Regions from separate parts of the Homo sapiens genome. Here region 2 is linked to region 1. Evidence: read pairs that join two places in POLR2A ChIA-PET (ENCODE). Cell type or tissue: MCF 10A. All regions are shown on one strand. Links, peaks and the distances in the headings refer to the core of each region. The heading gives the core; the rest is flanking DNA.

Region 1 (2,906 bases), core at 255-2,754:
AGATTCTGGTTTAAATGGTCTGGGGTGGGGACCAAGCCTTAGTCACATTGTAAAAACTTTCCGGGAACATTTGATGTTCAGTTAGGGTCCAAAGCCAAGCTCTAATCCATCCCTACCCAAACCCTTCAAACATCACTTCACTGACGTCAGATCATCTGTCATACTAAATTTTACTCCATCTCAAGTTTTCCCAGGATCAACATCTTTTACTTTTCCTTGTAAGAGGCGGAAGTCTTCTGCCTCTATTCCAAAAGCCAGCCCCTTAGGAGCACATTTTAATCCCAAATCTCTGATCTCTCCTGTGCCCTTTCATTGTTAAGTCATCTCAACCCCTCGTCAAAATTCTTGTACCATCACATGCTTCCTCTCTTCTAATTTCCACAGTCTGTGAACACCAAGAACAAAGACCTCATCCACTTCATCTCTGTATATCAAGCACATAGCACAGTCCAAAGGTCTGGGTAGGCAAATCAAGAAAAGACTGTTTACTCTTGATTCATCCAGTCCATTATTTTCACCCTTGGTGAACTAGGTTCAACCCCAATCACTGCCAAGTTGTTTTCTGAAAATTCACCAATGACCCTGTTCTCAGCAAGGTCGTGAATCACTGATAGACTCTGGAAGAGTGGAGTTTCCTTATCTTTGTATTCCCAAGGTGCTTAGTGAGGTAGCTTCCACACAGTAATCACCCATTAAAGGTCTGTCAACTTGAATAAGAAAGAAAATATGAACTGAGAGGACAGAATAGTCACTGCTGATCAGCAGGTCACGGATATTTCCTGAAATAAAAGTACCAAAAAAAAAAATCTGGAGACTGTTATCTCTATCGTTCCCAGATTCTAGTTTCCATAGCAAACTGTTCATTTAAACGAGAAGTGCAAACATCTCACCAAATTATCTTGGTCAAAGGCATGGAGAGTGAGTACGGGGAAGGGGGGCTCCCTTACCATGGGATAAAATCAATAGCACGTAAAACACATTAGGCTTTAACCCCAACCTTGGGCCAGGAGGGAGGCTGGTAGCTTGCAGAATGCACCCCAAGAAACTCCTTCCCCACCTTCTATTTTCTAGCGGCCCAAGTGAGATGTGGAAAGGTCCGCACCCTGCGGGCCGGCTGTGACTTGAAAACAGAGCCACTGGGCACCCCAAAAGCTTGCGTGCCGTGCCTGTGCGGAGCAAGGCCCCTTCAGCGCGGAGCTCCAAAGGCGCTAAGCCGGGCAGCCGGGTCGTCCTGAATCTGCGGGCTGCACACGCCCGCCGGGAGCTGCAGCGCCCGGAGCCCAGCAGAGCGGCCGCCGGCCGCAGCCGCAAACGCGTGGGGTGCAGGGCCGCGCCACCGCGGGGGAAAGACACGAAGAGGAGCTGAGGAACCGAGCGGGCAGAGACCACGAGAGGCCCCAGGTCGACGCCGCGCGCGCGGGCCCGGAAGAGACGGTCACGTGACACCGACCTGCTGGTCCCACTGCTGCTTCACATGTACGCCGGCCACTGTGGCCGCCGTCAGCAGCACCGAGAGGCCCAGCACCACCTTCGAGCTCCTAGACATCCCCACGCTGGCGGCCGCGGCCTCTCTCTCCCGCCCGCCCGAGGCGCAGAGGCCGCCGCAGAGTGCGCACCGCCGCCTGTACTGCCCAGGCTCGACCCCTCGAGCGCAGAGCCCCAGCCGTCGCGTGCGCCGCTCGCCGCTGCCAGGCGTGAGCAATCGAGAGCCGAGCATAGAGCGGCGCCCAGGCTCTACGAACTCTTGGCTTCACTAGGGGCCTCCTGCACACCCCGCAGGCGACAGCGTTAGACCACCCCCGATTCAAATTCTAGGAGTCCCGGCCCAAACTGGCCCCGGCACCTTACCAGGGTGGAGGGTGGGGGTTCCATGCCCCTCAGTCAGTTCAGTACCAACCTCACCCCGGGCGGGGTCTGGATACCGTGCTGACCCCTCTCCCACAGACGTCCCTTCTGAGCCCCTGACTGATCCAGAAGCTTCGCCCAATACCGGCTTCGCCTAAACGCAGCCCCCTCATTGCTCCTTTGGCGGGGCAGGCGCCACCAGGAGACCGCCTCGTTAGGCAGCTTCAGAGGCGCGGGGTTCCCATCCGTGGAGTTTTTGCCTGAGGACCCATTATTAAACGCTGTAGTCGCGGTCACCTGGTTTCACCTTGACGCTGTGGGGCGACTGGTCAGGCTCGGATTATTATTATTATTATTATTATAATTTTGATACAGAGTCTCTGTCTATCGCCCAGGCTGGAGTGCAGTGGCGCGATCTCGGCTCACTGCAACCTTACCGGATTCAAGCGATTCTCCTGCCTCAGCCTCCCGAGAGGATTACAGGCGTGAGCCACCGCGCCTGGCCCCATGTAATCTTTGTGATCACTTTTACACCCAAGTTTCCGCGCCAGTAATACAAGGGAAATAAATGATATAAAGAAGTCTTGCGTTGGGAATAGTTAAGCAATTGTGCAAGACGCATTTTCACTTCTTCCTCGGGTAAAAAAGGCAAGGCCTCCCAGAAACTTTTAAGTATCTGATAGAGCAACCAGTGAAAACGTGTTCATCATTCAATCATTCTTTCCCACTAGAATTCACAGAGAACGAGCTTCTTCCGGTGGACACGGCTATAGGCAGTATTGATTAAGCCTCACCAGGGAGTTTTACAACATTCATTACTGTTCATAGTGCTTTGCTATTCCAGTCTCTTATGTGAGCGTAAATGGCATAAGGGGACTATTGCTCTTAAAGGTATCTTTAAAGATACCTTTTCCAAATGTCATTTTGTCCACAGCATTTTTTGCAGCCTAGAGAGAATGTACCACTGAATTGGAAAATGGAGTTCTTGCTGTAATGAACTTTGAGAAGAAATTCAGTTCAGGGTGTATTTGCATATTTCTCTTTAAAAATTATATTAGACT
Region 2 (2,906 bases), core at 270-2,769, 60 kb before region 1:
CAGGCAACCACCACCATGCCTGGCAAATTTTTGTATTTTTAGTAGACATGGGGTTTCACCATGTTGGCCAAGCTGGTCTTGAACTCCTGACCTCTGGTGATCTGCCCATCTTGGCCTCCCAAAGTGCTGGGATTACAGGTGTGAGCCACCACGCCCGGCCTCGAGTCTGCATCTAAACAGGGCTAATTACTACTATTTGTCTCACATACCCCTTTGAAGATCTGATAAAGCTTCAGGCCCTCTCCCCAGAAATACATTCATACTCTCATACTCATATACACTTGCCTTTGCATACAACCACCTCAGATTAAGAAACTTGACTTGGGAGACCAGCAATCAAATATCTAAACAAGAAGTTAGAGGTCCCACCAGCAAAGTGAATGGGAAGTATATGGCTGGGCTCTGAATCATGAGTCCCTATCCAGGGTTCAAGGGCCTCTTTGGCCTTGGATGATTTTCCTCCTACATCTTACTCACTTCTGCAGACAAGGAGGGGGCTGGCTGAGAGGCCCATTCTAGCCTGGACTTAGATGCTATCTTCTGCTTACTATCTGTGCATCCTTGGGGAGTTACTTAACCTCTGAAGCCTCAGTTTTCTCTTCATAAAATAGAGGCAATTACAGGACCACCTCATAGGGCTGCTGGAGAAAGAGGAGTTCAGAAATGGGAGCTTCCGTTATTTTTGTATTTTTAGCACCTAATATTGTCTGCTTAATGCTTTGTGACCTTTGCTGTTTTTACCAAGCCCAGCCTAGCACTGGCTCTGCAAGAGCTGAGTAGTGTCTGCTCCTCAGTGGTAAGCAACTACTGTACTCAGAGGCATGAGGCCATAGCCTAAGGCTTAATCTCAAGGGCCCATGTTGCCAACAATCCTTGCTTCCTCAAGACCTTCTAAGATCAGGCTTTTTCTTTTTATCCCACTTGGAGCCTAATGTCCTTCACTGGACATATCTTTTCATTTAATTGAACCTTTAGCAATATTCAGTTTAACTGGAATACTAGACATTTTGGGCAAATGTGAACATATTAGTAGCACGTTTGCTTTTCAACTGTCATTTATCTTCAACTCAAAATTCTCTTTCTCAAAATGAAACGAATTATAGTGTCAAAGTGAAAACAAGTGTGTCTTGAACTCCTTGATTATTCATTAAGAGGAAAAGAATGAAATTTCAGATTGATAGTGCACATTTGTGTGTGTGCTTGTGCGCACACTCTCTCTCTCTGGAGGCTCATAGAGTGTCCCAAACCATAAGCTAAAACTGCCCATCTTCTTAGGGTTTCAATTCTACCCAAAGCTTTGGAGTGAAAAAATCCATTTTAATATTAAAACAATCAGATATACTTAAAGAGCAGAATATAACATACCTGTAATTTTTTTTGTTTTTTTGAGACGGAGTCTCACTCTGCTGCCCAGGCTGGAGTGCAGTGGCACAATCTCGGCTCACTGCAACCTCCACCTGCCAGGTTCAAGCAATTCTCTTATCTCAGCCTCCTGAGTAGCTGCAATTACAGGCGTGCACCACCACGCCCAGCTAATTTTTGCATTTTTAGTCAGGACAGGGTTTCACCATGTTGGTCAGACTGGTCTGACTCCTGACATCAGGTGATCCTCCCTCCTCGGCATCCCAAAGTGCTGGGATTACAGGTGTGAGTCACAGCGCCCGGCCCATAGCTGCAATTTTTAACAATGAAACCTCAAAGGATGTGAGTTCTTGCCAGGTCATAGCTGGTGCCTCCTTCTGTGTTGGGGTTTTTGCAGGGCAAGGCTGGGAAGCACTGGTTTAGCTCTCTGGGAAGGGGAGGAAAGCGGTAAGCTGTCCAGAGGACTTGTTCTCCGGAGGCAAGCCGTCACTGCTTTGGGGATCTTGGCAACTGAGCGTCTCTATGTGCCCAGGCCTCAGCCAAGTGCTGGGGAGGACAAAAGCTGCCTCAGCTCCCAGGGAGTCCAAAACCTGGTTAATGCAGACAACAGCACCTACTCCTGCACAGAAAAGCCATTGCAGACACTGACACAAGCTAGCATTTTAGCAAATAAAGGCATTATTATTTGCCGAGCAAAATATAATGTGGGGAGGCATCAGCACGTGGCCTCTCACGTAGTTCTCTAAATTTAATTTTTTATCTAACATTAAACTTCAATGGTTTCAAAAATTTTGTAACAGAATTTTGATCAAGTTGCTTCCATTTTTAAAGCTAGATCTGTCTTTAAAAACAAATAGCTGCCGGGCGTGATGGCTCACGCCTGTAATCCCAGCACTTTGGGAGGCTGAGGACGGAGGATCACGAGGTCAGGAGATCGAGACCATCCTGGCTAATACAGTGAAACCTGTCTCTACTAAAAATACAAAAAAATTAGCCGGGCGTGGTGGCGGGCACCTGTAGTCCCAGCTACTCGGGAGGCTGAAGCAGGAGAATGGAGTGAACCCGGGAGGCAGAGCTTGCAGTGAGCCGAGATTGCACCACTGCACTCCAGCCTGGGTGACAGAGTGAGACTCCGTCTCAAAAAAAAAAAAAAAAAAAAAAAAAAAAAAAACACACAGTAGGCTGGGCGCGGTGGCTTATGCCTGTAATCCCAGCACTTTGGGAGGCTGAGGTGGGCTGATCACCTGAGGTCAGAAGTTTGAGACCAGCCACAGCCAACATGGCAAAACCCCATCTTTACTAAAAATACAAAAAATTAGGCCGGGTGCGGTGGCTGTCGCCTATAATCCCAGAACTTTGGGAGGCCAAGGCGGGTGGATAACGAGGTCAGGAGTTCGAGACCAGCCTGACCAGCATAGTGAAACTCCATCTCTACTAAAAATACAAAAAAAATTAGCCAAGCATGGTGGCGGGTGCCTGTAATCCCAGCTACTTGGGAGGCTGAGGCAGGAGAATTGCTTGAACCCAGGAGGTGGAGGTTGCAG

What was found. Peaks named below come from ENCODE experiments on the same cell type or tissue, not always from the same donor. Only the 100,000 strongest peaks of a DNase experiment are listed, where the experiment ranks them.
Region 2: POLR2A ChIA-PET joins it to region 1 with 13 read pairs; 5 of 35 experiments call an interaction of 5 or more read pairs at or near these places.

Annotation. Positions count from the first base shown.
Region 1 is chr20:18,136,596-18,139,501 of GRCh38, reverse strand. It overlaps KAT14 (lysine acetyltransferase 14), which reads right to left and starts at 1,639. Exons shown (of 11, transcript NM_001392073.1): 1 at 1,451-1,639. It overlaps PET117 (PET117 cytochrome c oxidase chaperone), which reads right to left and starts at 1,639. Exons shown (of 2, transcript NM_001164811.2): 1 at 1,451-1,639. The coding sequence starts at 1,546. RefSeq lists a silencer at 1,151-1,270. In MCF 10A, for the core only: no CTCF peak of the experiment used is centred there; a DNase peak (open chromatin) is centred at 1,671.
Region 2 is chr20:18,196,630-18,199,535 of GRCh38, reverse strand. No RefSeq gene overlaps it. Among named protein-coding and RNA genes, the nearest start is that of PET117, 60 kb to the right of the region's middle. In MCF 10A, for the core only: a CTCF peak has its summit at 1,980; a DNase peak (open chromatin) is centred at 1,665.